4 separate regions of the Mus musculus genome follow, and regions 2, 3 and 4 are each linked to region 1. A link is a loop called in an ENCODE intact Hi-C map of the cell type or tissue named here. Cell type or tissue: left cerebral cortex. All regions are shown on one strand. Each heading gives the region's core, and the rest is flanking DNA. Links, peaks and the distances in the headings are about the cores only.

Evidence for each region. A loop is a pair of places that touch in the nucleus more often than their neighbours do. Peaks named below come from ENCODE experiments on the same cell type or tissue, not always from the same donor. Only the 100,000 strongest peaks of a DNase experiment are listed, where the experiment ranks them.
Region 2: a loop joins it to region 1, with 2.6 times the contacts of the local background. A loop is called at or near these places in 2 of 42 quality-filtered maps.
Region 3: a loop joins it to region 1, with 2.4 times the contacts of the local background. A loop is called at or near these places in 2 of 42 quality-filtered maps.
Region 4: a loop joins it to region 1, with 3.0 times the contacts of the local background. A loop is called at or near these places in 10 of 42 quality-filtered maps.

The regions. Positions count from the first base shown.
Region 1 is chr6:117,935,746-117,943,119 of GRCm38, reverse strand. It overlaps Fxyd4 (FXYD domain-containing ion transport regulator 4), which reads left to right and starts at 5,785. Exons shown (of 9, transcript NM_033648.1): 1 at 5,785-5,829; 2 at 6,340-6,382; 3 at 7,198-7,266. The coding sequence starts at 7,227. In left cerebral cortex, for the core only: no CTCF peak of the experiment used is centred there; a DNase peak (open chromatin) is centred at 3,997; H3K27ac peaks cover 854 bases.
Region 2 is chr6:118,070,113-118,077,486 of GRCm38, reverse strand. The region is part of intron 1 of Rasgef1a (RasGEF domain family, member 1A); the gene reads right to left. Among named protein-coding and RNA genes, the nearest start is that of Rasgef1a, 7.4 kb to the right of the region's middle. In left cerebral cortex, for the core only: a CTCF peak has its summit at 3,824 (motif pointing right); DNase peaks (open chromatin) are centred at 3,404, 5,877, 6,044, 6,244 and 1 more place; H3K27ac peaks cover 1,573 bases.
Region 3 is chr6:118,061,140-118,068,513 of GRCm38, reverse strand. Rasgef1a (RasGEF domain family, member 1A) reads right to left here and starts at 2,129. Exons shown (of 13, transcript NM_027526.1): 1 at 2,052-2,129. The coding sequence starts at 2,069. In left cerebral cortex, for the core only: a CTCF peak has its summit at 3,382 (motif pointing left); DNase peaks (open chromatin) are centred at 1,539, 2,045, 2,603 and 3,335; H3K4me3 peaks cover 1,286 bases; H3K27ac peaks cover 1,496 bases.
Region 4 is chr6:118,006,061-118,013,434 of GRCm38, reverse strand. Gm38884 (a long non-coding RNA gene) reads right to left here. Exons shown (of 5, transcript XR_003956500.1): 5 at 4,784-5,448. It also overlaps a transcript of Rasgef1a not described here. Among named protein-coding and RNA genes, the nearest start is that of Gm38884, 25 kb to the right of the region's middle. In left cerebral cortex, for the core only: a CTCF peak has its summit at 5,912 (motif pointing right); DNase peaks (open chromatin) are centred at 2,177, 4,296, 5,410, 5,927 and 1 more place; H3K4me3 peaks cover 1,427 bases; H3K27ac peaks cover 2,307 bases.

The sequences.
Region 1 (7,374 bases), core at 1,142-6,141:
CAGGCTGAGATAGTCGCTGTGCACACTGCATCAACCAACAGATCTTCTTGCTGTCTGTCTGTGCATCCAGGAGACAGGAGCCATGGCAAAAACTAATCTGAATGTTCACCAAGGCAGCATTTGGGGACAGCAGGGGATCATGCTGCTAGTACGCCACCGTGCAGAGGACAGGCAGCTCCAAGGGCTCCACGCGCAGAGCTGTTGTAGTTGGCTCTAATACACACATGGCAGATCCGCAGCCTGGGAGAGTGGCTGAGAGAGGAACCTCCAAGGAAAACTGTTCACGGAAGAAAGATCCGCCCCCACCCTTGGTCCACCCCACCCCCACCCAGTCTCTTTTTTTTTTCTTTCTTTCTGTTTTCTTGTAGCCCACACTTGTCTTGAGTTTGCTGTGTAGAAGATGACCTCAAACTCCCCACCTCCTGCCCTAGACTCTGCCACTGCTCCCAGCTTAAAAAAAAAAATCACTAAAAAGTCCTTTAGAGGTTACCTTGTTCTTCAGCAGCCAAGTAGGGCCTCAGCCCAAATTCCTTCTCCTCAGATGAGTTCTATCCCCTAGGCTATGGAGGGTAATAACCACAACACAGCAGTTCCCTGCAGGCAGGAAGACTTTCTTTAGAAGGTATCCAGGAAGGCACCTCGGATCTACGAATCTATGCCAACGGAAGGACCTAGCGCTTTTGCATAATTTCTGCCCTCTGCAAAGACCCAATCTCATTTCTACTGCCAATATCCTTAATAAATACAAAGAAAACCTGTCCCCACTGAAGGCAGAGGATCGGTGGGCGCTGGACAGAGGCAGGGATTAGGAGCCTGGTTCCCTGTGTGTAACTCTGCCAAGCACAGCGGTGAGAAACCGCCTCATCTGTGGTACGTGACTGTGCGACGCCTCTCAGGGCCGCCCATGACTGACCGTAGACTCAGGAGCTGACACTCAGGCCTTGTGTTCTATGGTATGGCCAGCTCCTATGCTGATGTACCTATCTTTCTTAGATGTTATGCCTAGTGCTAGCCAGGTGTGGGAAGCAGAGGGAGGGGGGTCTCTACAAAGACCACAAAGTGAGTTCCAGGACAGCCAGGGCCACACAGAAAAACTCTGTTTTTAAAAAACAATGAAGAAGTATTGGGAGTGGGACTGGAGAGATAGCTCAGTAGCTAAGAGTGTGGTTAGTGCTCTTCCAGGGGACCCAGGTCCAGCACTTAAAATGGGAAGCTGACAACCACCTACAATTTCACTTCTAGGAAATCTAGTGTCCTCTGACCTTGGACGCCTTCACATAGGTGGTGCACATAAACTCATACAGGCACACATACATACACATAATAATAAGATCTCTGGTGAGATGGCTCAGTGGGTATAGCGGTTTGAATGACAGATGTCTCCCAGAGTCTGATATTTGAATATTTGGCCCTGGTTGGCGGCACTGCTTAGGGAAGCTTAGGATGTTTGGCCTTGATGAAGGATGTCACTGGAGGATGGGCTTTGAGAGTTTGAGACTTGTGCCATTCCAGTTTGGCTCTTGGTGTTGATGATGGGAATGCTCAGCTGTTCCTACTATCCTGCCTACCTGATGCCATGTTTCCCTGCTGGGATGGTGATGGACTCTCATCCCCATGAAACCGTAAGCCCAAAAGGGTTTTATCACAGCAACTGGAAAGTAACTGATAAAGTGGATCCAGGCACTTGCTGCACAAGCCTGACAAACCCTTGTAATGGGATGGAGAGTTCTGCAAAATTGTCCTCTGACCTCCATAGTGTGCTCTCTCTCTCTCTCTCTCTCTCTCTCTCTCACACACACACACACACACACACACACACACATCAGGCACATACATAGAGATGTATATGCAGAACTGCAGGATTGAAGATGCGAAGGCAAACAGGCAAAGCAGTTCATGGGGACCACCTTACAACCGCTTCTCTACAACGCGCTGGAACCTCAAGAACACACAACACCGCATGCAGCCTCCTAGAGCCACAGAGACCTGAGAATTTCACCTTTATCTGGGCACACATGGTCCAGCAGTTAGCTCAATGAATACTTATTTCTTATTTCCTATTAATAATAATCTCCACCTTGCGAGTGTGTCTGTTTGCTATAGGGACTCCATACTGTGGTTGCCAGGTGCCTCTCAGGAGCTGCCTGTCTTCCTCCTATGTCATTTCTTCCTTTCCACATTCATGTCCCCTCCTGTTATTGCTAATTAGCTAGAACTTTCCACAGCTTAACAACCTCTAAATCTAATCTTGACCCCAACTACTTCCCCTCTACTTTATTTACTTTTTTTTCTTTTCAAAGTCAATCCAATTTTTTTGTTTGTTTGCTTTTCAAGGCAGGGTTTCCCTGGCTGTCCTGAAAATCACTGTGTAGACCAGGCTGGCCTCAAACTCAGAGATCCACCTGACTTTGCTGATCTGAGTGCCGGATTAAAAGCACGTGCCATCACCAGCTGGCTCAATCCAATTCTTAACCCTCGTGTCCCAGTTTGGTATTCTTGTCAACTTGGCAGAAGTCAGGGTCATCTGGAAAGACGGAGCTTCAGGTGGGAAAATGCCTCCATCAGATTGGCCTGTAAACAAGTCTTTGGGGGCATTTTCTCAAATAGTGATTGATGTGGGCAATGCCACCCTAGGGAGGTGGTCCTGACGTGTATACTCGAGCAGACTGAGGGAGCCAGGAAAGCAGATCCTCCGTGGCGTCTGCATCAGTTCCTGCCTCCAGGTCCCTGTCCTGCTAGAGTTCCTTCAGTGATGGACTGTGATGTGGAACAAGTGTGAGCTGAAATAAACTTTTCCTCAGCAAGCTGCTCTGGTCATGGCCTCCATCACAGCAACGGAAACCCTAACCACGACCTCTACTCTACTCCCAATCTCCTGAGGTAAACGCTACTCTGTGCTGCCCTTGGTTATTTCTCTTTCCGCAGTTGCGGATGGCAAAGCGACCACTGCGCTAACTGGCTAGCCCAGAATTTGCAGAGACAATATCACAGCTGTAGTGATAATATACAGCTAATATCTTACTCACGGAATACTGCTTTACAGCCTGAGCTCGCTGACCCAGAAATTATCTGAATTACACACTCAAGTACTCCACATCTGAAAATAATCAATTCCTGAAGCTCTGAATCAGTGTGTGTGTATGTGTGTGTGGGGGGGGGGGGAGTAGAGGAGTAGAGAGTACACTTCAAGATGTAGGTAGAGGTAAGGACTTTCTGAATAGAAGTCTCATGATTCCTCAGAAAGAAGGCCAATAGTAAACAAATGGAATCTCATAATATAAAAAAGCCTTTGTGCAACAAAGGAAACATTTTGTCAAATGAAGAAACTGCCTACTAAATAGGAGAAAATTTTAGGCACCTATAAATCTCACAGGAAATCTAGACTATATAAAAAATAAAATAAAATAACTAAACATCAAGAAAACTAACACCCAATAAAAAAATGAGCAACGGAACTGAACAAAGTTCTCAAAAGAAGAACTACAAATGGCTAATAAGGATTTTCAAAAGTGTCCAACACCAGGTTTATTTGTGCATGAATTTAATCCAAGTAGAGGCAGGCGGAGCTCTGTGATTTTCAGGCTAGCCTGGTCTATACAGTTGAGTTCCTGGACAGCCTCAGCTACACAGTGAGATCCTGCCTCAAAACAAGCAAAAAAGGGGGGGAGGGAGAGGGAGGGAGAAAGGAAGGAAGAGAGGAAGGAAGAAAGTGGACCATGGTTGGCCATCAGGGAAATGCAAATTAAGACTACTTAGTGATTCCATCTTACCCAGTCGGAGGGAGTGTGCTGCTCTTGCAGAAGATCCGGGTTCAGTTCCCAGCCCCCACGTGGTGGCTCACACCATCCGTAGCTCCAGTTCCAAGGGACCTCATGCTCTCTTCTGACTGCTATGAGCACCCATGTGCACACGTACGTACATGGAGACCAATCAAACTTGTACACAAAAATAGATCTTCAAAACAAATGACAGCAAATATTGGCAAGGATGTGGGAAACAGGGAAACGTTACTCATTCTGGGTGGGGGAATGCAATTCAGTGCAGCCATTATGAAAGTCACCGTGGCGCTTTCTCCAAAAGCTGAAAATAAACCTACCATATGTTCTGTTCTATCGTTCCTCAGAATACTGCCAAAGCAGCCCATATTTACAGAGAAACCTGCACAGACATGTTTGTTGCCCGGTTGCCGCTGTATTCACAATAGCTAGGAAATAGAACCCACCAGGAAGGCCAGCAGCTGATCAGTGGACAGTGGAGACGGGAGACACATACACAATGGAATTTTACTCAGCTTTAAGAAAAAGTGAAATTTGAGGGGAAATGGATGTGACTGAAAAATATAGTAATTAAGAGAAGTGTGCCGATTGATTTTTGTCAAATTGACATAAACCTAGACAAATCTGGGAAAAGGGAATCTTAATTGAGAAAATGACTCCATATCTGAGGAGAAATGGAGAAAATGCCACCATAAAATTGACTTCTAAGCCGGGTAGTGGTGGCGCACTTCTTTAATCCCAGCACTTGGGAGGCAGAGGCAGGCAGATTTCTGAGTTCAAGGCCAGCCTGATCTATAGAGTGAGTTCCAGGACAGCCAGGGCTATACAGAGAAACCCTATCTTAAAAAAAAAATTGACTTCTAGACAAATCTGCAAGGCATTTTCTTGATTAATAGTCAATTCGGTAGGGTCTAGCTCACCCGGGGTGACATCACCCCTGGCCAGGTGGTCCCGGGTAGTGTAAGAAAACTGGTTGAGGGCTGGGTACGATTACACATCTTTAATCCCAGCACTCAGGAGGCAAAGGCAGGCAGAACATCACAATTACAAAATTAAAAAGAAAGTAACTGTTGAATCCTTTCACAGCCCTTTCCCACCTATCTAAGACAGACAACCTCAACTCTTCTTCAGTGACCTCTAGACAGGGACAAGTCTCCCTCACTTGGGAAAGAGAAGAGATTCGAGGATCATCCAAAGGTCCATGGTAGGATGGTTTGGGCCAGCATCGGACAAAGCAGGCTATCCTGTCCCTGGCAATGTCCCTCCCTCTGTGGGAGGCAGGCAAAAGTCTACCTGGACTGGGACAGTGTCCTATTCCACCTGAAGTAGGTTCCTCAAGTCACAGGGTGTCTAGGTTTAGCAAGAAGGTGGTAAAGTGAACCAATGGTTCCCTGTCAGACCCAGCCCCGTCTCTCTGAACACCGAGTTCAAATAAAAACAGTGCGACTGCCAGTCTCTATTATCTACTTCACTGTCTCCAAGGTATTCCACACAGCACAAGCCAGGAGGCTGAACCCCTGCGGCCTTTAGTGTGTGTGTGTGTGTGTGTGTGTGTGTGTGTGTGTGTGTATGTGTGTGTGAGAGAGAGAGAGAGAGAGATCAGAGATAACTTCTGAGTCAGCTTTCGTTCTACCCTGTGGTTTCTGGGCTCAGATTCAGCTTGTCAGTTGTGGTAACAAGTACTTTTACCTTCCAAGCCATCCTTCCAAACCTGGAGCTTTCTCGTAAGACCTAGGTAGACTGAGGAGGCCCCCTTTTCCTCTGGAGCATGGACTGAAATCCAGTAGTCTCAGTTTTCCCGTCTCTCCCTCATTCCTTAGCTTGAAGGAGCCAGGACCCAGCACTGGCTCTACCCTGGGTGTGGTAAGTGAGCTATGGCCTTAAGAGCAGGTGGGGAGGGCTGCCTACGGGAGCATAAGAGGTAGGACCAGTTCCCTCCAGACTGCTGGTGTGTGGCCCAGGGCGGAGCCCCTGGGTTTAAAGAGCAGAACCCACCTAGGCTCTCCTCAGACTTCCTCTCTGCACCACTCCCCTGGCTCGAGTCATCTCCCGGGTGAGTAGATGTTTGCTGGGACTTAAGTGTGCTCCTTAGAAGGGGTGGCAGAAAGACCATCTGAGGAAGGGGGAGGGGATGCCTCCAAGACTCTGAGAAGTGAACAACTATTTGGGGATTGTGAGAACAGAGATGGCCTCTCCCGGCCTTGAGAGTTCTGATTTTAAGACTGTGTAGCAGCGAGTTCAGGACTAGGGGAAGTAAGGGCCAACCTTTAACAGAAGCAGAAGTAAAATGAAAATGAGACAATCCAGGAGCTGTGGCTTTGTGTGAAGGGGTAGGAGAAACTGATGAAGGACAAAAGAAAACCAGCTTCAGAGACTGGTAGATTATAAACTCCCATGTCCAGGAGATTTTTAATCCATTTTTCCATCTTAAGGCAAAAAGCCCATGTGGTTTATATATACTGTAGCAGGTTTTCAGGGCTAGGTCTATATTTTAGGATTTACATATCATACATAGCTCCCTTAATTTCATCTGCATAATTTACAAGGTTGTTATAATTTTCAGGACACTGAAACACAGAGATATTACCTGCTAAGTCACACACCTGGTAAGTGGATGTGAGAAGACTGAGCCCAGCCAGTAGGTGCTGGATCTGTGATCTCATTAGCAGATCAGAGCTAAGTATAGTAGACAGTAACCGAGGCTTCAAAACTGAACCCTTGGCACTAGCCTATAGCTACCATTATACAGAAAGAAAGGCTGGGGCTTTTTCTCTCTAAAACTCAGCTGCACAAGGGGTGTCACAAGCAATGTAAATGAGGCCCTGGGTAGGACCTACTCACAGGAGAAAGGGGCTATGTCTCTCACACCAGCAGACCTTTCTAGCAGGTACCTATGCTCTGAGTAGATCTGGGGCTGCTTGGAGCAGAGTTCCTGGCTCTAGAAGAGGAGGCTGGAACTGCACCCTCCAGCCCTGTTGTTGAATTCTGAGATAATCTACGACTCAACCGGATTACTCCAGGCCCAGATCTTTTCAAGTGGAAGAGGCAGGGCCTGGACACCTGGTTGGGAAAGCCTAGCTCCTTCGTAGAACAGACACCTACCTCACTTGGAGCATTTGGTTTTATCTTCGTGGATTCCTACCTTCTGTGAAAGAGATGATCGCAAAGCCTACGTGGTCACTCCAGGGTGTTCTGTTTCTGAACACGTAACTAGAATTAAGCAATCCACATACCCGGGTAATCACTAGTACCATCTGTATGGGGAAGTGGAAAGCGATCGTTTCCTTAAGGTCAGCGCTTGCCTATGTGGGATTCATATGTCTAATTTTCACACCAGTTCTGCCTCTTACTAATGGGGTGAGCTGTGGCAGGTCACAGATCACAGACCCAAGCCACCACTTCTACTCTGCATCTCACCCAGCAGCCTGCAGTCTCACCCTGGGTCCTGATATGGAGGAAATCACCTGTGCCTTTCTCCTGCTGCTAGCAGGTGAGTTCTCCATACACTCCGCCCACCAAGGTAGTGGAGACCAGACAGCCTCTCCCCAGAGTAGGACTGCGGCCCAATAAGTGTGTTTATCTTTAAACTGTCAGTTGC
Region 2 (7,374 bases), core at 1,591-6,590, 130 kb before region 1:
CCACCTATGGCCATCCAGCCTCATCTCCCTAAGTCTTCTCCCATGACTGCAGGTCTTAGGTCCAGTGCATGGGAGAGCGAGCTTGGCACATGGATTCAAGAACATACTCGCTCACTGTCTCCACCTCTGTGATCAAGCCCCTAGGCTTCTCTACACCCGTCCCCTCAGACGTAGCCTGGTGGGTTTCTTATCCTTCCTCCCTATAGGGCCGTGTGAGGGCTAAGTCAGAAGATGAGAACTAGCAAGTGCGTGTTCCTAGGGCAGTGCCAGCTATGGCCATGTGACCTGTGATGTGCCCTGCCCCGTGGTTCAGTGGTGATCCCTGATTCTGACCATGGCCTCTGACCTAAGGGACACACCAAAGCTCTTGCTGAGGCCTGAGACAAGCACACCAGAGCTATGCGCACACCAGAGTCTGGGGCTGCGACAGGTAACGCCTAGGAATGGTTACACTCTGTATGCACATTTCCATCTGTGGGACACAGAGACCCGTAAGAAAACTCCACCTCCTCACACTTCACAGAGCTCTGCCAAAGACAGCTTTGCGAACACATTCCCATATCTATGCATTCTGCCTGCTGCTCCCCAGGGACCACACTCCCCAGTGCAGCATTCATACACATCTCCACTTCAGCTCTGGGGATCTGGGCCTGGGAGATAGCAGTCATTGTTTCTCTCCTGTGCCCCTTCAACATCCATAACACGCTCCCGTTGATGGCTCCGAAGTGTAAGGAGGGAAGGGTGAGGAACGCACACCTAGTGAAGAAACAGCTTCCCTCCAGCTGTTGATAGGAGCAATCGTTGCATCTTTGTAAGTCTCAGGACCACAGCCACAGACTGCAGCATGGCCTCCTGACTGCGGGAAATGTAGTAGGGGGTGGGGTGGGGGTAAAGAAAGGATAGCTTCAAGCTCAGAACAAGCACACTGAGATGTGAACCAGGCAGGCTGCAGGACAGAAAAGGATAATGGCCCCAGATGTGAAGCTGCTTCCAGCAGGTGTGTGATGGAGCTTGGCCCCAGCACAACACAACAGCAGTGGCAGGCAGCCAGGGCTGGGAGACTCTTGTGGATCGGACAGAGCTGAGAGAATAAGATAGCTAGCAGTTACTCTGGGCTGCAAGATACTCTGGGAAAGAACAAGATGGGCAGCAAGATTTGGCAACAGATCATAAAGAAGGTCCCTTCTTCCAATCCTGGCAGAGATTTTAGTGCCCCTCTATGCGCCAAGCAGCCCAGACCAAGCTGGCTGTAGCCACTATGGGGCCATAATCACTTTTCCTGTTGCTGTGATAAAACACCCAGCAAAACTGACTGAAATGAGAAAGGGCTGTTCTGACTCACAGTTGGAGGGTTCAATCCATCTTGGTGGGCAAGGCTCGGCAGCAGAGGATAGAGGTCACAGGTCACACTGCATCCACAGTGGGGAGGCTCTACTTGGAGAATACTGCCCTCTGCTTCCAAACTCTACATGGGCTAAGAGACTCTGCCCCCTGGGGGGAGTCCTGGGACTGAGAGCAGCTGCTGCAGTGGAGACCAAAGGGTCCAGACCAGAGGAACCCACTGCCTTTCCTCACTACACACTGTGTGGGCATCTTCACATCCACTCCTGCATGTGAATGGCCCGGGCCATTTATTCTTCTGTCCCCTCCCTCTCTTGGATCCTTTTCTTGTTTCCTCTACTGTGGATGCCCATGGAAGACAAGAGCTAGGTCCATGGAGGACAAGAGCCAGGTGGGGTGGGGAAGCCAGGGTGTGGTTTGGTCTCTAGAGGTCTCATTAAAGACTCAGCCCCTGGCTGCCAGCAATCAGCCTAGTGGGACCAGGGAAAGATAGATGCTGACCTCAGGGTAGAGTCAAGTCACTGCAGGTTGTTCCCCTCTCTCCTGTCCCCACCCTGTGACTGTGTGCATGCTTTGGGGATAGTCTCAAGAAACACGCCCTTATTTTTTTTTTTCCTCTCTGCCTCTAACTTGATACCTCGGAGGCTCTAGACAGCAAGTCTGGAGACTGGGGAGGGCAGAGTGACGCTGTAAATGATTAGCTGGGACAAGAACATTTTCCTTCAGGAGATGGGGGCATTAGGGGGCGTAGAGGGAGGCAGTGCAGCCTGTTCTGGGTCCTGGAAACATCTGAGGCCCAGCTACCTGCTTCTAACACCAACTCTCTCCGGCAGGTTCCTTCCCAAGAGGAGGCGAGGGTCAGCAGTCTTCCCAGTACACCTCATCCAACGCATCTTTTCTAAAGTGCAAGTCTCCTTCCCAGAGACACTAAGGGAAGGACTTTGGATGTCCCAGAGGGACAGCCAGCTAGCAGGCTGCCCTTCAACCCAGCCAACCCCATTCCAGCAGAGAGTAGGGCAATGAACGGCCTAAGAAGGGGCCAGTTTCACGCACATCTGGGAAGCAGGAGTTGGGCATCCTCTGTTGTGTCTTGGGATTGCCAAGAACATTCAGAATTCCAGAGCCCTTCCCAGATTCGAGTCTGTGGTTCTGGAAATTTCTAAGAAGTGTAGAAGTAGCTCTCAACTAACCTTGTTGAATTTTAAATTCTATTGTTAGAAATCAGAGGAAGCCATGAACTGGGGTATCCATGTAGCTCGACACACATAAATGTGACTCCTACAACACAGAAGAAAGCTCGATTCTCAGATAAGGGCAGCAAGCCCTGGCCCTCAGGACCTCCATTCAACTGCTCAGGCCGGCAGTGATGTGCAGGTAAGCCCAGCCTTGCCTTCCCCCCCACCTCCCCAACATCTCCTCAGGAACACGAAGGAAGGCTGAGAGGGAGAGAGGAAGGCCGATCCTCTATCCAGATGGACATGAGGATAAAGATACACTCCTTCAGCGTGCTGCACGTGGTTTCAGGGGCTCTGGGGCTCCCAGGGGGTTGTCCTTAGGCCCAGGCAAAGCAACCAGGATTTCTGAAAAACTAGGACAAAAATGGCCCTGAGGGTACACTTTGCATAAACACCCAGGGTTCTGTCAGAAGGTGGAGGGGCATCAGCCGGCTCCCTGCCTCTGCCAGTTTGGGGAGGGGTCTGCTCTCTGAGGCAGCACCAGGCTTCTATTTTTTAACCTACTCAACAAAAACTGAGACTATTTTTAGCTCGGCAAGCTGCAGGACATCACAATTAGCAACTGAAAATTACACATCCTGCCTGTCTCTCCTCTGCTGCCTGGGCGGGGGTGCTCCAGGATGGAGCTGGGGCCCAGCCTTGTGCCCCTACCCTCAAGGGCACAAAATCTAAAGGGCAGATCAGAGGCCACAGTCAGGGATATGCTGGATGCCTAGACTCAGGGGGAGGGCACATGAGCCCAGCTCTGCCAGGGACCCTACAATGGCTCCCAATCACTCTTTCCAGAAAGCACTTGCACTGGGCTGGGGCAGGGAGAGAGATGCCAGAGAGTACACTCCTTGTTCATTAATGGACGCTCACTACATACACAACCAGCTTCCTGGAGCCGGTACAAACCTTCAGTGAGCCTTCAGTGGGGCAGAGAATTTGCACCAGAGGCTTTGGGCCTCTGTCACATCTCCAGAAGGCTGCCATCAGGTCGCTGGCAGGGCCACCACATTCTCCAATACAGCGGTTCTAAATTATAATTAGGACTCGGAGCAGGCGCTGAGGAAGTGTAAGCAGAAGACTCGGTGTGTTGGGTGAGCACACCTCCCTACAGGCTCAGCTCCTCAGCCTTGAAAGGGGAGGCTCAAGAGCCAAGCATCTCTTGTTTAGAGACTACTAGGCACTCACTAGGGACCACTCTTCTTCCTACCTTTAGGGTCTGTTCCTTCCTGCCAACAGGGGGCACAAATGAACCTCCCGGCTCTCCAGCCAGAGTTCCCTCAGGACAGGAACTTCCACATCCCCTCACCAGCACCTCTTTGTCACTACTATACCCTCAGGGCCTGCATTGAGGGGCAGTGGGAATCTGACTGGCAGATGGAGCCCCCATGTGCACAGGTAGGGGTTCAGGAATCTGCTGAGGCAAAACAAGACTTCCTGCCCTACACTAACAACACCTTTATCATCAACTCCCCTACCCCTCACTACGCAGGTTTTTGTTTCCCACAGGCTGACTTTCCCATCTCCACTTGGAGCAGGTAACACTTGGGGAGCCTGGCCCAAGTCTTGAGTGAAAAATACATGGCTCAGTTTCCCAGGATACAGCCCATGCCACAAGCTACAGGTGAGCTACTGCCTGAGAGTCTTTGGCTCAGGCTCTGTCCAGCCCAAAAGCCTCCCTCAAAGATTCCCCTGGAGACTGTCTTCCCTCCTCCAAAGTTAGGGTCCTGAAGTTGGAGCTGAAATGTCTCCCTTATGCTCTTTTATTTTGTGATTTCTTTCTTTCTTACTTTTTATGTATATGAGTGTGTTGCCTGTATGTGTACATATATACACAGACACATATATACACATATGCATAATATATACACATATATTCATATACACATATACACTCACATATATGTACACATATACATAATATATACACATATATACATATACATATATACACACATATATATACACCATGCATAATATATACACATATACATGCACACACACACACACACATATATGTATATATATATATTGCACATACACACACACACACATATATGTATATATATATATTGCACACACACACACACACACACACATATGTACCATCTGTGTGCCCATGGAGGTAAGAAGAGGCCTTGGAATCCCCTAGAACTGGAGCTACAGGTCATTGTGAACCATTATATGAGTGCTGAGAACCAAACCCAAGTCCTCTACAAGATCAGATAAATGTTCTTAACTGCTGAGTGAAACCAGCTCTTCAGCTCCCCCTTTGAGCTCTGGTTGTGGTCCTGTCCTCTGGATCCACACACAGCAGATGGGTAAGGTCTAGCCACAAGCATAGCCTAGGCCTGAGCTGGCCAAATAGCAACTATGTCATTCTGCTGAGACGAAGCTCCTCCCCTGTAACATGTGATAGTGAAGTGAAGCTTTGAGGCCCACAGCCTGGGGTGCACCTGGCTGCTTCAGCAAGAGCAGGACACAGACTGAGAGATGATATAGGTCTTCCCCTGGCCAGGCCTCTGGGCCCCCTGTTAACACCTTGTAAGGCAGCCAGTTGGCCCACAGCAAAGATGGAGAAGACAGATGCCAACTCTGACTCCTGGCAGATGGATCCCTTGGCCTGTTATTCAGCCCTATCCCAGGCATGGAGGCTCAAAGCAGCCATGGCCTAGGGAGACCACTTGCCTCCTGTATAGAAATAGCATGCTACCTTCTTGGCTCATAGCCCCTCCAGTTGTCACCCTCTCCCCCCTTTGACCACCTGTGCTCTCTACAGCAAGCAAGTTCTTGGGAGAACCAGCCCCTAACCCAGTGACTGATCTGCGGGAACACTGAGCCCAGAGGCCATGAGATAGCTAGGGGTCAATAGGCCATACACTGGCTCCCACATAAGTCTAACCTCAAGGAGCCATAGTTACAGCACCATAAAGGAAGATGACATTTGGGGCAGGTAAGATGACTCCTCACATAAAGGCACTTGCTCCAAGCCCAAAGAGCTACCTGAGTTTGATTCCCAGGACCCCCACGGTGGAAATAGAGAACTGACTCTTGCTATTCTCTGACCTCCACAGACATGCCAGGACACAGGTGTCTCACACATAAATAAATAAATAAATAAATAAATAAATAAATAAATATCATTAGATTTTGGGGGTTCTTTTTAAAAAAAAAAAAAGGGCCACAATTGCCTTGCTGTGATCATAGAACAGGCCAGGGCCTGGCACAGGGTAGCAGGCTGGGTTCCCACAAGGAGGTGGCTGCCATGGGAACCAGAGTGGCAGCCACAGCACCTCCTCTGGTCCTTCTCCACAAAGGTGGGGCCTGAGCACACCACCGATAATTAAAGCTTTGTTGTGGGCACGTGGCTCTTTTTTTTTTTTTTCTGAAATCCTTTCTATTACCATATTTACTATGAATTAGTGGGAGGAATCCTGCCATCTCCTCATTCCTAGCTGCAGATCCTGCTACGGCTGAGCATCCTCCTCCTCTTTCCCTCCTCCACTGCCTCTTTTCATCTATCAGCTTCTTGTGGTGGCTGCTTAGGGGACAGACTGTCATTGTCCACCAATAACTAAGTCCATTCTCAAGGTCTGAGAGGCGTGGGCTGGGAGCAGGTGGGATGTCAGAGAATCCCTGGCCTTTGTCAGTAGGCGGGGTGGCTGCGACTTGCCTCCTACCAACCCCAGGCTTGGGCAGTTGCAGTTCTTGGCCTATGTCATCATCTCCTCTTATGCTGACTCTATAGGAATGAGCTGCCTCCCTTGCATGCAGTTTGGCTTCCGGGTCTTGTATTTCTGGAGCCCAAGTGGCCACAGACATGGACAACAGGCAAATAGGGCATCTTAGCAAATGGCCATCCTCTTCCCAGGGAGCTATGGCAGAGGGAGGAGAAGTGATGTGGGAAGCCAACCTCCTGGGGTCCTGAAAAACACTGGAATAGGATGCCCTGCTGCTGGTCAGAGCCTAGTGTGGCAGCCACTCTTACATGGATCCAACAGGAAGAGACCTGAGTGCACAACTGACAGCTTGGTCCAGGCCATAGCCCTGCACAAGGCTCATGGCATGTGAGAGGCAACAAGATGGCTGGGTCAGAGGTGAGGGCCCTATGGAGGCTAGACCAGAAGAATGGATAGGAGGGGAAGGATGGCAGGTGTGTCGCAGAGCCATCAGCCACCCTCCATAGCTGCCTGTGGATGCTGAATATAGACAAGGAACAAGGGGTCCTTTTCATTTTAAATGACACCTAATTAGACCGAGTAAAGATTTTTTTCCTTTGTGTTTAAAAACAAATCATTGCACTTGCTTGGGTTTTCATCTTGGCAGATGTCCAGAGATGCATCCCTGAGACCCATATGGCTTGGAACAGGGAGCCTTCTGTGAGTCAGTGAGTGGGAAGGGTGGTGGAGGGGCACCTACCTACTCTCTGCTGGGCCCTCGTCCAGTGGCTGCAGACTCTGAGACAGGACAGCACACAAGTCCAAGTCTCCCAGTATTGCATGCACAGCAGCATTCCTGTGTGTCCACCCAGGGCCAGTGGCGTATCCACCCTTGTCCTTCCTTCCCTAAGGCAGCTCACATTACTACATCTCGGTTTCCAGGAAAAACTACAAATGTCCAAAAGACTGAAGCCATCATCCTGGAACTTACAGCTCATAGATGATACACAGGGTGTTTAAGACTTGTGAGTGGAGCCACCATCGTTAGGGATCCCTCCCTCACCTAGCCAACCGTAGAGGATTTTTGGGAAGGCTGGGGCAGCCTGGGATGAAAGCTGAAGAGAGTGGCTAGATCCTGAGAGACAAAAACA
Region 3 (7,374 bases), core at 1,279-6,278, 130 kb before region 1:
TCCTTAAACTCTAGACTTTTCACCCTCCAGCTACATTTCACACCATCCCTGCAGACTACAGACTCTATGGTCTCCTCTGGGGCTAATGATGCTTCCGTCCCTGCCCAGCCCTCAATGCCCACGGTCCTATCAGCGGTAAGGCCTCTTTGCTGTGCCATCAAAACACATCAAATCACCTCTCTCTCATCCAGAATCCAAGCTCCATGCCTGTGCTCCCTGGCTGGCCCTGTCATGGCCAGCACTGTCCTTGACCCTCCCACGTGAAGCATCCAATGATGGCCTGACAGCCCCAGGCATTGTTATCCCTTCCAAGACCCTAGGACAATAGCCTGTCATGCTGGTCTCTAGTGCTCCCAAAAGCCCAACCTCCCACACAGATGGCTTCCCCACCCAGGCCTGCCCTGTCTTCCTTAAATGTTCCCACTCACCTAGTTCTTTCTCACTCTTCTTCAGTGGGGTCCTTACACCCACAGGACATCTCTGACGCCTCTTCTGGCTACCCTGACAAAGGCACAAACATCACCCCACACTGGTAGTCAGCTCGCTAAGCCCAAGTGTGCCACACATCCCTGGGGAGACCGGGGCAGGCTGTGTAGCCCCCTGGTGGTTAGTAGAATGATGTGTGTCAATGAGCTAGAACTGAGGTGCCAATGTAGGGCCCCTTCCTGTCCTAGGACCCTGTCAACCTGTTCCCCAGCAAAAAGTAGGTGGCACAGCAGAGTGACGCAGGATGGGTATTAGCAGAGGAAACAGTCACCGGAGCTGAGCATCGTTTTACGTCTGCATGATACCAGAATCATCCTTCCTGATGCACTCCTGCTGTGGGCTACTCCTCTACGTTCATCTTTAGTCCTTTCTGCCATGTAACTTAGTCTGTATATTACTCACTGTGGAGGTGCTCAACCTTCCTAATGTTGCGACCCTTTAATGCTGTTCTTCGTGTTGTGCTGAGCCCCAGCCATAAAATGTATTTCGCTGATACTTCATAAGTATAATTTTGCTACTGCTATGAATTATAATGTAAATATCTGACATGCAGGCTATCTGAGAGGCAACCCCTTGAAAGGGTCGTTTAACCCCAAGGGGTCTTGACCCACAGGTTAAGAACCAATGATTTTCTGGCACCCAGATGAGCTCTGTGAGGATAAGAACTGTTGCCTGCTTAGTTCTCTGCAAACCACAGTGCCAGCGCATAGCAGGTGCTTAATAAATGTGCATTGTCTGTCCTACATCTTCAGCCCATTAATGTTGGCTCCTCATCTCCACTCTTCCAAATCAATGGTCTGCACTGGGTCTGGTCTAGACAGGTCTGTGTACTGCTCCTGAATCCCACTGCCCACTATGGCTCAAAACAGCTAGAAAGGTGCAGTGGTGGCTCAGGCCCAGGGTTAATTTTAGGGAGATTCTCAGCCTTCCCCTCACTAGGCACTCTTCTCTTTAAACACATGACATTTGAGAATGCACAGGCACAGCCTTGCCCCCACACCTGCCTCCTCTTAACGGCTCTCACTTAAGCCTCCCATATATAAACACGTCCTCTCTCCCGCCCACACATCGCACATACAAGCGCACACCTCCCACATGATCAACCACTCCATCACAGACCGCCCCCACTCCAAGCACTTATGGAGTAAACAGTGGTTCTGAGCCCAAGGATAGGGGAAATTCCAAGATCGCCACTGCTTTTTACAAGTCTGCTCTGTCCAGGACAGCCCTTTGCTTTCTCTTCTGCCGCACCCGGACCCTGCTGCGAAACACCCCACCCCACCCCCACCCCCTGCAGGTTTTCAAGTGGCGCTTTACAGCGGAGCCGCTGGTGTCAGCAGAGGCTAGGAAGGCAGCAGCTGCACCTTGGGCGAGGCCCAAGTGGCGGCAGGTGTCCGGGCAGGGACAGGAGAGAGAGTTGCCCTGGTTGTCCTGGGGGCGAGCACCCTCCTGGCCGCGCTTCCCAAGCTCTGGGGCACAGAAACCTTAACCTTGCGGTCCTGCTGTGGTCAAGACACTGCCCTGGAGTGCTCCTAACCCGCAGTCCCGCACTGCCACAACCCTACCTGGGGCTCCAGAAACATCCTGGCTACAGCTCCCGCTACCGGACCCGCAGGCGGTGTAGAAGCCCGACTACCCTCCGGGGCTGAGCCAGTGCCGCCCAAGCCCGGGGACTTCCCTCCCGTGACCCAGCCACCTCCCGCCCGGGGCGGGGCTGGCGAGCCTCGTGAACAAGACCCTGGGAGGAGCACTAGCAAGGGACAGGGCGAGGCACAGTGAGGCGTGAGCACCCGCAGGGTTTGTGGTGCTAGGTTTGGGAATGGCGTAAGGGTCAAGGCTCTGGGCTCTGGGCGGGGTGGGTCGTCTTGCTGGTGAAGTCCAGGAAGGAGAGGGGAGGGGAGGGGAGGGGAGGGCCAGGAAGGGTCCCAGACTCCTCCTTGGAGACTGAACGCTACAGAGCTACCGCAGGTGCCCAAGCAGCGCTTAGTTCAGATGCTTCCCCTGCCGGGCGGGCGCTCGCTCCACACAGCTGTAGTCTGAAGTGTCTTGAATCCTCAGTCCTTCTATCATCCCCAGAACGCCAGGGATACAGCAGCTGCTGTCGTGGAAGGGCTAATCCGAGTAAGGGATATGCCTGGTGCCTGTCTCTGAGGATCTATCTCACCTCACCCCCACCCCCACCCCACTCCCTGCACTAGGAAAGAATCCTGTCAGGTGCCTCCCACCGCAGCTCCAGCTCTTAGAGTTTAGATGGCAGCGGTGGGCTGAAATGAAGAATGCCCTCTCTGGGGATCTGAAACTAAGGAAGCAGATAGAGGCTGGGAGGGCAGAGAGAGCTGGGCCAGGTTCTAGGAGTCAAAGCTGCTCTCAGCTGGAACCATAGACCATAGACGGGGCAGAGGATGCCCAGGGGGGATTAAACAATCCTATGAGAGCACACAAGCAAGCCATGGTCCCTAATGGAGACTGATGACCCGGACTTTACCCCACCCTGTCTGATCTCTGCCCAGCGGCCTGAGGGAGCACACTTCTCTCCTGCCATCTCCCTTCCCCTCTTTCTCCATCAGCTCTCTTAGCACAAAGATCCATCAGCAGACAGACTCTTGGGTAGTTAGTTCAGTCTTGTGGAACTCTGAATGTTGGGCTCATTCCCTTGTCTCCTAGGAGGACCCAGGCCCTCTGGGCTCTGCCTCCCCTGACGTCTCTACCAGCTCGCACTGTCGCTGGACCCCACCTTTCTTCTCAGGGGTCTCAGAGCCCATAGTATTTATTCCCTCCTGGAACAGCTCCACAGATGGCGGGGAGGAGGGTGCATCAGCTTTCACACAGGGCCCCCCTCTTCCAGCCCTGCATCTTGTTCCAGGGGATGCAAAGCTCACAGTGACCTCTGCTGGCGAATCTTGTCAAGACCCACCTAGACCCTCGGGTGCTGGGCCCTTGCTAGGCTCAGGTCATTCCTTCAGACTGCTCTTCTAATACCAAGAGAAACAAAACTGGAGTTCTACTTCTAGGAAGTTACCTGTCCCTGCCTTCTTTAGCCCTGTTCCTTGACCCTCTAGGACACCTGGGTCCTAAGAGGGTGATGGCATTTCTCCCACATGCACAGTTAACAAGCCAGTTGCCACCTGCTCCAGAGCAAGCTTTCCCCAGGGAGCCTATCTAGTCCCATCTCTGGCAGACATGGATGAAGCTGTCTGTCACAAGTCTGACCTCAGCATGCATATATGCATCAATCCACATCTTTCCCAGCGTCCAGGGACCTAGGGAAGCTGGCAGGCTAAAGGCTGACTCCTGTCAGATGTCCTGCTTAAAGCTATCTCGCAGCAAGGGCTTGTGGTGCCCGACCCAAGACACCATTGGAAAGTGGAGATGTGATGCGGTCTGTAAACAGCTGCTGGGGTTACTGGAAAGGCAAGACACATGGGAGGACATGCTTCCCTCCTTACTCCAGACAGCGGGGGCTGTCCTTAACAGTCCTTGTCTATAAGAGACTACCCTGAGAGTGATTGAAAAAAGAGGCAGAGAAGCCTGGCTCTGTGATGAAAGTGACAGGGCCATCCTCATAAGCACAGGACAAAATTGTAAGCTATAGCATTTTGTCTGCTTCCGCGGGTGGATGGACTCCATTGGGGCCCAAGTAAGGTCTGGGCACTTTGGTCTTAAATTGCAGTGCTTCAGTAAAGATCACAGTGAAAAGCGGAGTCCCGGGGCCTCGGGGTTCTGTTGCTCTCTCTCTGTGAGGACCTCAGCTCCTCTAACCTGGCTTAGCATGGAGTGCTTCCCCAGGTGTGGGGTCACACCCCCTTAGGAGTCTGTCTATATGTCATCTTCTCAATGACATCTTTAAGAGGTCACCTTCCATCGTGGCCTATCTCCCTCACCACAGGTTCCCTCCTTGGGTTACTCAATCCAGCCTTATCTTTCCACCTCCTTATTGGTCTGCTTTAAAAAGAATCTGAGCACCATGAGAGGAAGATCTTTATCTGCTCACTGTTCAGTCAGTAACTGTAACTTGCCTGTGCATAGGGGCATGGTGGAATCCATCTATGGAACATATACACGAATATACTTGCCTGTTTGCAGATACAGATGTGGCTATGGAGTTAGATGTGAATACTAGTGTGGATATGCTGATCCTGATATATGGATACGAACAGAAATTGAGAAAGATAGGACAATGAAATATGGATAAAGATATAGGTTTTCATGTATAAAGATAGAATTTATGGGCAAAACATAGACATGGATAGAGAGATAAATATAGATATGGTATATAGATGTGGATTCAGGTATAGACAGCCAACACAGGGCTCAAGCCTATAATATATATAAGAACTTAACAAGCCAAAAGAGTCAAAGACCCGTTTGTATAATGAACAAAGTTATGGAGAGGTACTTCATGGTATAGCAGCATGTTTAAGTCATTGGAGTTTATCAGTCATCAGCCAGAGAGACGCTAAAATCACACTGTGAAAATCCCTACACACCCAGACTGGCAAAAATGAAAAAGCAGAAAATGCCAAGTGCTGGCAAGAAAGTGGCAAAACTGTCCGTTGCTAGTGGCCACATGGCCAGGGCAGTCATGTGAGAGCAAGCTCCAACTGTCTTCTGGGAGCTGAGCACACACAGATCTAAAAGCTCCACCTGGAGTATACAGACTTGGCAGAAACGCTCACAGACTCATACCTAGAGATACATGAGCACTGTCTCCGATGGCTTCTAACTAAAAACAACCCAAGCATCCCCCACAGAGGATGTTTCAAGACAGGCACAAACCAGAGCTCTGCATAACCATCTGGTCATCACCTCAGAAGGTTGCTAAGGGAAACCTATACACCAAGGAAGAAGGGTGGTTTTGATCATAAGGCACAGAAAGCATAAGACACATACACCACAAACCAAGAGATACAGGGTGTAAAACCATAAGTGAATAGAAGCTTAAAACAAACATTGTGCAGTTATTGACAATCAATAAAGTAGACTTCAAATCAAAATTGATCAGAAGAAATAAAAAAAGGTAAAAGGTCACTGCCTAATAATAAATGGAATAACTCATCAAGAAAATACAACAATAGTAAATACATATATTCCAAACCAGGCTCTCAGTTTTATAAACCACTAGTGGACATAAAAATTAGATACACTCTGACACAACACTAGTGGGAGGTTTCAGTACTTCGTCCTACTAATCTCTAGATAGGTGTCCCCCACTTGAACAGATGCATCCATATATATTCAAAAAGAGAGGGAGGGAGACCAGATTAATAAAGTTGAACATTAAAAAAAATGGAGACTACAACAGATCCCAATGAAACCCAGAGAATAATTAGGGAATATTTTGAAAATCTATTTTTTTAAACTAAAAGAGATAGATGTATTCCTACATGCACATGATCTACTTCTTAAATCAAGAGGGGGTAAAACAACTTGGACAGATCCATGCTCAGCAACCACGGTGAAGCAATAATAAAGGCACCCGGCAAGCAAACCCGGGGAGAAAGAGAGACAGAGACAGAGACACAGAGACACACAGAGAGAAAGAGACAGAGACAGAGACAGAGACACAGAGACACACAGAGAGAAAGAGACAGAGACAGAGACAGAGACAGAGAGACACACAGAGAGACAGAGACAGAGAGACACACAGAGAGACAGAGACAGAGACAGAGACACAGAGACACACAGAGAGACAGAGACAGAGACAGAGAGACACACAGAGAGACAGAGACAGAGACAGAGAGACACACAGACAGAGTCAACATGAGTATTTCTCAAACTGTTTCATAAAACAGAAAAGGAAGGAATTTATCAAACTCAGTGTGTGAAGCCAGCTTTCCCCTAACACCAAAACCAGGTAAGTACATAATAGTTAGAGAGAGAGAGAGAGAGAGAGAGAGAGGGAGAGAGAGAGAGAGAAAGAGAGAAAAGAAAACAGTCACGATGAACATAGGTACAAAAGGTATTCATTAAATTCTTGCAAACTGAATCCAGGAACACATTGGTAAGACCATCATGATGGGCTTCATTCAGAGAAGCAAGGCTGGTTTGACATACATGAATCAGTAAGAGCAAGACTGAGCTCTTCATTGAATACATATAAGGACAGAAGCCACATCATCACCTCAATGTAGAAAAGGCCTTCAGTGAAGTTCAACATCAATAATAATAATAATAATAATAATAATAATAATAATAATAATAACAAAAGGAAGCCTGAAGAAATGTGGAATAGAACATACCTAAACACAGTAAAGGCTACAGGTGACATAATAAACAGGGAGAAACTAAAAGCATTTCTTCTAAACTCTGGAATGAGTCAAGGCTGCCTGCTTTCTCCACACTTATTTAATATAATACAATATATTGTTAAAAATCGAAAGCAACAAAACAAAAGAAGAGAGATATCAGTAGGAAAGGAAGAATTGAAATTATCCCTGTTTATAGACAGCTTGATCCTGCATGGAAGGGACCCTGAAGACTCCAGTGGAAAACTCCTGGAACTGCAAACAGCAAATCAACAGCACACAAATGCAACCCGCCAAAGCCGGTAGCCTCTCCACCTGCCAATAGCAAACTTGTTGAGAAAGAAATTAGGGGGAACCCCATTAACAAGAGTTTCAAAGTGAAAACAAAAACAAACAAACAAAAAACTATCTAGGAATAAATCTAACCAAGGAGGTGAAGACATCTACAGTGAAACTGTAAGACACTAGAGTAAGAGGCTGGAGATGGGGCTGGAGAGATGGCCGTATTACTAAAAGCAATCTACACAGCCAATATATCCCCATCGAAATTGCAATTATACTTTTCCCAGTGTTAAAAAATCCCCAAATTCATATTTCCATACAGAAGACCTCCAAAGAGACAAATCAATCCTCAGCAAAAAGA
Region 4 (7,374 bases), core at 1,406-6,405, 70 kb before region 1:
GTTCCAAGGCCCTGTCAGCTGCCCTGGACAACACTGGCCAAAACCCTAAGCCAGAGTAGAGTGGTCCTCACAGTGGGGGGTGGGGGCTTTATGCAGGTGCCGCTTACTCCCTCAGCAAGGCCTCTGTAGGGCCCAGCGTTTCCCCCTTCTCTTCTGACTCTCTTCCTCCCTCTCCTCTCCTTCCTCCTCTGTCTGCAGTTGCTAAGTTACACCAAAACCCGATCTGTTCTGTATGAACGGTTCCATTGCCACGGCTTGCCAGGTAAAAGGCAGCATCCACTGGTAACAGGAAAGCACATCTCAGAAACAAACAGACAGACAGACACAGACAGACAGACAAACTCCTGGATGGTTTTCAGACCAGGCCTCTGGCACCACTGTCTGGGAACATCTGAGTGGGCTTCCAAATCCCAGGGGATATGAACAAGAGAACACAGTTTCCACACCTTATCATAGAATCTGGGTATTCGCTTCTCAGAAGCAGAGGCTATGGGCCCAGGAAAATACACACACACACACACACACACACACACACACACTCTCTCTCTCTCTCTCTCTCTCTCTCTCTCTCTCTCTCTCTCTCTCTCTTCAAGCTGACAACCACCCAAATGGTTGCTGGGCCACTACAACCCACAGCCATAGAAGTGGGGTGGGGGAAGGCTGGCCAGGCATGGAACCCACTCTTCTGTCCTCAGGCCACAACTTGGAGTCCCTGATGTCCTCCTACTCTGGGGCTTCTTCCTGGGCTGAGGTAAAGTAGTATAGAGGAAGCCAAACATGGAAACACCCATGTCTCAGAGGGGTCTGCAGCCTGCCCATGGCTCACAAGTCAAAAAATGTGGTCTCCCAACTCTCTACCAGGCTATGGGGGGCTGCTTTGCTCTGGAGAGCCCAAGCCCAGCAGGGAGGTTCTTGCCCACCGAGTCTGGGATGGACAAGACCAAATCAAGAAGAAAATGGGAGAGCCCTGGGAGGTGAAGGCCCGCCCCTGGGTGCCAATCTAAACCTGGGGCAGGAGGCCATCTGAGCCTCTCCCTTGTCCCACAGAGGGATACAGCTAATAAAAGCAGGGGGTGGGGACAGAAATGGGGGTTCGGTGTCCTGAGGAGGGAAAGAGGGAACCTGATCACCTGTCTCAACCCCCAGGCAGCTTCCAAGAGGCAGGTTCTGTCAATATCCACTAGCTGCATCTCTCAGAGGTAGCTAGAGATGGAGACATCAGGGACCCATCACACAGTCTCTCCCCAATCAGCAGGCCGCAGAATGGACTGGGACGGACACACACACACACACACACACACACACACACACACACACACACACACCACGCTTATTCTGACCAGAATCAGCCAGCTGTACCTGTCAAAGTGTACGCTCCCAAACGGTCCTTCAAATGACCCTAGCCCTAGCCCACGGGACAGAGGGACACACCTCACCATGTCCCCTGGCTCTCTACCCTCAAATGCAGTGCTTACATCCCAATTCCTTGCCAAGAGCAAATGCGTGAGATGCCACCCTAGACCCAGAACGCAGAAGAGCAAATGGAAACTTCCAACTGCGCAGCCCTGAGCTCCTCGGATCCCCGGCCCCCTCCCCCACGCCAGGCCTTGGGCAGTGGACTTGCCAGTGGTGCCCACGCCTGCTACCCGGTGCGCTCCCACCATGCTCGTCCCGGCCGCCCCGCGCGCGGCAGGTGCAGGAGGCGCAGGGGTCCCGCCGTCCAGCCCAGGGCGGAGTTCCAGGAACTCCACGCGGGGCTCCCTGTCGCCCTACCCGGCGCCCGTCCCTGGATCCACGCCCGCCCGCGCTGACGACCCGAGGGGACGGCCCGCCGGAGGAGCCGAGGGGCGCGCGGGGCTGCCGCTGCCTACCTCGGTCAGCGCCAGCGTCGCTCCCGCGCCGCCCTCGCGCCGCAGCCCGGCCCCGAGCAGCGCGCGGCCGGCGCCGGCGGCTCATGCTCGGCGCCCCGGCCCGCGGCTCCCGCCCACCCGCGGCCGCCCCCGCGCTGCGCCAGCTGCGGGCAGAGCAGTTCCCTCCGCAGCCGGCGCCCGGGAGCACGAGCGCGGGGAGCGAGCAGGAGGGCGCGGGGCGAGCAGAGGAGGGTGCGGGGCGAAGGTGCCGCGGGAGAGGGCGGGCCAGGCTTTCTCTGAAAATGGATATGGCAGCCGACAGCCCCAAAGATGATGTGGCTGCCTCATTAAAACCCATTTGGCGACTCTAGGAGAGCTGCGAACATGTTTATCAGTGGTACCTGGCGGGGAAAGTGTTCCCTTCTCCCAGTCACCCTGCGGGCTTGGTAGGCTTTAGATTCCCTCTGGGCAGATGAGAAAACTGATGCTGGGAGGTGAAATGAACCTGCGTGATCTCAGAGCCAGTGAGTGACAGGTCAAGGCTCCAAAGTCACCTTGAGAGATTCTATGGCTCCCATTTGTCCAGAACCACGAGGAGCATTCTGGCTTCCAGTGGAACCTTCTGAGAAGATAGCCCCAGGATCCAGAATGTCCAGGGCAGGCAGCCAGATCCAAACAAGCAGGACGCAGCAAGCCCACAGGTTGCAGGGTGTGTACGGAAGATCACGAGGGGCCCTACGCGTCTCTTGAAGAGACCAAAGACCCTTTTCACTCATTCAGCGAGTTTCCGGAACACCTACTATATGCTAGATGTCATCATTGATCATACAACTATGGTGGCTTCTGCCTGATTGGAGTTGACATTGTCATAGCAAGTAGACAGAGGGGTGGGAGGAGGGAGTCCAAAAACCATTCAAACATCGGGTACCACTGATCCCCGGAGGAAAGAACAGTAGCAAAATCCAGAGATAGGAAATGTGGTTGTAGTCAAGTTGAAGGATCTATTTGGAGAGGTCCAGGGAGTCTTTTGATGAAAGGGCATTTTAACAAAGTCCTGTCAGAGTCAAACCATTCTGATTCGGAAGAGGCCAAATGCAAAGGTCCTGGGATCCAGGATCCCTTGGAAGGAGGCCAGAGTGGGTGTGGTGGAGAAGAGACCCCAGGACGTGCCAAGTGACAGAGCAGCTGACCTGGTCACCATTAACTCACTGAGTTTTTAACACAGAGAGCTGAGGAGCAGCTGGAGGGTTTTACACAATAATGTCATGACCTCACTTTTTAAAAAAATATATTTTGTGGAAAATGTCAGACAGGTACCATAAATGGAGATCAAGACTGAAGATAAAGCTCAGTGGGGAGAGTTAGCCTCATAGAAGTTAGCTCTCCGATGATGAGGAGGAGGAAGAGAAGGAAGAAGAAGAGGAGGAGAAAGAGTAGGAAAAGGAAGAGGAGGAAGAGGAGGAAGAGGAGGAGGAGGAGGAGGAGGAGGAGGAGGAGGAGGAGGAGGAGGAGGAGGAGGAGGAGAATTCAAGGCACAACATTCCAAACGGCCCACCTTCACTATGACTAATTTTAATTTATCTATATCTCTTCCTACCATTTCCTTCATTTTTTGTTCTTTTGATGTGAACTTTAAAACATTTTGTAAGTATAACATATAAACAAAAGTAAATGTGTGTCCAATAGACTTTTAAAAGAATACAGCAACTCGGTGACTACATTAATAGGTATTTGCCCCTGAATTTGCATTGTGAAAAGATTTTCCCCCTGTGGTTCTTTCTCCTTTTGTTTTTTGTGAAAAGATTTTCCCCCTGTGGTTCTTTCTCCTTTTGTTTTTTGCTTTAATAAAAGTTCAGCTTGGGCTGGTGAGATGGCTCAGTGGGTAAGAGCACCCGACTGCTCTTCCGAAGGTCCGGAGTTCAAATCCCAGCAACCACATGGTGGCTCACAACCATCCCTAATGAGATCTGACTCCCTCTTCTGGAGTGTCTGAAGACAGCTACAGTGTACTTACATATAATCAATAAATAAATCTTTAAAAAATAAAAAATAAAAAATAAATAAAAGTTCAGCTTGCGTTTGTTTTTTGTTTTTTCATACAATATATTTTTATCACGGTTTCCATCCCACAACCCTTTGCAGATCTCCCCACCACCACCACCCCATCCAACCTTCTTCATGTACATTCTCTTTCTAAAACAAAAAGGGGAGGGAAGCAAGCAAATAAAATAATGACAAAAAAATCCTCCCCCAAAAAGGAGCCAGCTGCTCCTGGGCATAAGGCCTGCCTTGGAGTGTGGGTGATTTGGCATTCCGCTGAAGAAAGCCGATTTTCCTGTTCCTAGTAGGTATCCATTGCAAACAGGATCTTGGTTAGGGGTGGGACTTTGCATACTTTCTCCTTTTTCATTGGTGGGCACTGGTGTTCATCCTGTGGGTGCTGCTCAAGTCTGAGTTCATGTGTGCATCCGTCCTGTTGTGTCTTGAAGACTGTTTCCTTGGCATCGTCCACCACTTCTGCCACCCCTTCTGCCTAGATCCTTGATCCTTGGCAGATGGGATGTGTTAAGAACAGCCCATTTATGCTCACAGTCATCTATAAGATGGAACACAGGGCCCCCAATAGAGAAGCTAGAGAAAGCACCCAAGGAACTGAAGGGGTCTGCAACCCTATAGGTGGAACAACAATATGAACTAAGCAGTACCCCCAGAGCTCATATCTCTAGCTGCATATGCAGCAGAAGATGGCCTAGTCAGCTATCACTGGGAACAGAGGCCCCTTGGCATTGTAAACTTTATATGCCCCAGTACAGGGAAATGCCAGGGCCAAGAAGCGGGAGTGGGTGGGTAGGGGAGCAGGGCAGAGGGAGGGTATAGGGAACTTTCGGGATAGCATTTGAAATGTATATAAAGAAAATATCAAATAAATAAATAAATAAATAAATCCCATTTAGGGTTGAGTGCTCCAAAGTCTCTCACTCTCTACATGTTATCTAGCTGTGGGTTTCTGTGTTAATTGTGGGATCTTTCTACACTGCTGTAGCTGATCTAGAACTCCTGAGCTCAAGCAGACCTTCACCTTATTCTCAGAGTAGTTGGCACTATGGGCACAGGCTCTATCTAGCCCAGGGTGATTGGAGACTTCCATCCCAACTGCCTCAGTGCCCAGGCGCTGAGATTAACAGGCCTGCTCCACCATGCTGGGCTTGTTCTTGCGTTATTTAGAGCTTAGGGTGTAGTCTATTTTTAGGAAATGCCCTGCATGCCCTTGCAAAGCATGAGTAATCCATACACACCAACAGGGTGGGGCTGGCTAAAGAAGTCTAAACCTTCTAAATTGTTAACTGGATTGGATCTTGTATTCTATTGGTTCCTGAAAAGGGGTTTCTAAAAATTTCTACTGTGGCCACAGACCAGAAACAACCCCCAAATTGTACAGAAGATGGATGGATAAAAGCATTCAGTGCAGCTGACAACAGAACACTTCCCAACAGTAAGAGAGGAGCTGGTATTGAGCACAGCTTGGCTGATTCTTGGCTGCATTACACAGAAGATGCTAAGCTCAGAATCATCCGCCCAACTCTTCTTATGTGATGTCCTAGAAAAGAGAAGACTGTAGAGAGGAAAACCAAGTGATGGTTGGTGCAGAGAAAAGCTTGACTAGTGAGCCAGAAACCTCTAGGGGTGACAAAATGGAGCTGCCTCTTCGTTGGTAGTGCTAATCACATGATCTCTCTCTCTCCCTCCCTCCCTCTCTCTCTCTCTCTCTCTCTCTCTCTCTCTCTCTCTCTCTCTCTCACTCACTCACTCACTCACTCACACACACACGCACACACATACACACACACAAAAGCACATTTTGCTCTGTATAAAGTTATTTTAAAACTATTTTTAATGATTATAAATTATAAACAGTCTTTCCAATGCGAACATCTGGCCATATCTTTCTTCAGATACTGTCTGTAGGTTTTAAATATATATTTTTAAAGGTTTATTTTTATGTTATGTGTATGATGAGTGTTTCTCTGAAAGTATGTCTGTGAACCATGTGCATGCAACGCCCAGCAAGGCCAGAAGAGGGCATCAGATTCTCCGGAACTGCAGTTACAGAACCTAGTGGAAGTGATTAGGCCATTTGGGGTGTTTCTCTCAAATACTGATGTATTCTCATGGGACTCTGGTTCATTCTCGGGAAAGGGTTGTTGATAAATTACTGAACCTTTCCCAGACTCTGACGTCATGTCTTGCTATATGATTTCTCTTGCTCACTGATGCTTTCTCCATGATGAATAGTTTGCGTGACCGAAGAGTAGCTTACTATAGGTCAGATCAATCAGTCCGGTCTCTAAAGAGTTAAATAACCCTCTGTTCTGTATGCACTGCCCAGCTTCAGGTATTTTGTTATAGAATGCTAAAAAACAAACAACAAGAAAACAAAACCTGTCCTAATAAACAGATTAGGGATGAAGGCAGCTCAGGCTAGGATAGTTAGGACTGAAGAAACAGAAAATGTTTACAACTGGGCTTGTGCTGCAAACATAGTCTCAAGTATTTGGGTCACAGAAAAGAAGGACCCAAGGATAGATAGGCAGAGTATCTATGCGATTTCATTTCATATCAAATTTAAATTGCATATTAATCTTTTTGCTCAAGCAGAGCATACAAGCCCAGGTCAATGGTAAAATTCTGAAACCGAAGACCCTATGCCGGGGCTTAAACTGGCCAGACACTTTCCCCAGTGTCCTCCCCTAGTGGAGCTGCCTGGTGAGACTTTCCCGAAGGTGTGTGTCTTGTCCATGGCTGAGATCTAGGTCAAGGGACTGGGAAGTAGTTCTGATCTCCCCCACATGAGTTCAAATGGGGTAGTTTTGAGTCAATGGGCAGTGTAGGCTGTGGAGATGAGAAATAGTCGCCAAGAAGCCTCCTTAGCATAACTACAGCCATCTTGGTCATAGCTGTCATTGTGCCAGGTGACACAGCATATATCACAAACACTATAAGACAAACTCTCTAAAACAGTGGCCAAGCACAGCCTGCTACTCGTTGTTTAGCTGACAACGGCAGGTAGCTTTGTGCGGACCCAGACATGGCCCACCTTTACCCTCTTCCCACGTGCTCCCAACTTGCAGGCTTCCTGTCTCCCTTTGTGTGATGTAGGGTTTCCCTCCTCTGCCACTGTGTGCAAGTCCCCACTAAGCTGCCCTGTAGACTCCTGGGTCCACTTACCTCTTCCTTCCTCTGCTCAGCGTTACAGCCACATGCAGATGATGTCCCCTGAGAATTTGTGTTCCTCTGAAGATCTCTAATGTAGACCTGCCACCATGACTGTCATTCTGACCAGCTGCCCATAAACTGTGGTTCCATAAGCATCTATGGTTCTCAGGGTCTCTGGTCCCATGGCCAGTTGATCTCCTATTTCCACTTAACCTCTCTCTTCTGACTTCTCCAGCCTCCTGCCCAGCTACGTGTTACAGTTTTACCCATACCTCTACCCTACATCTCATTCCTCCCTCTCCAGTGACAG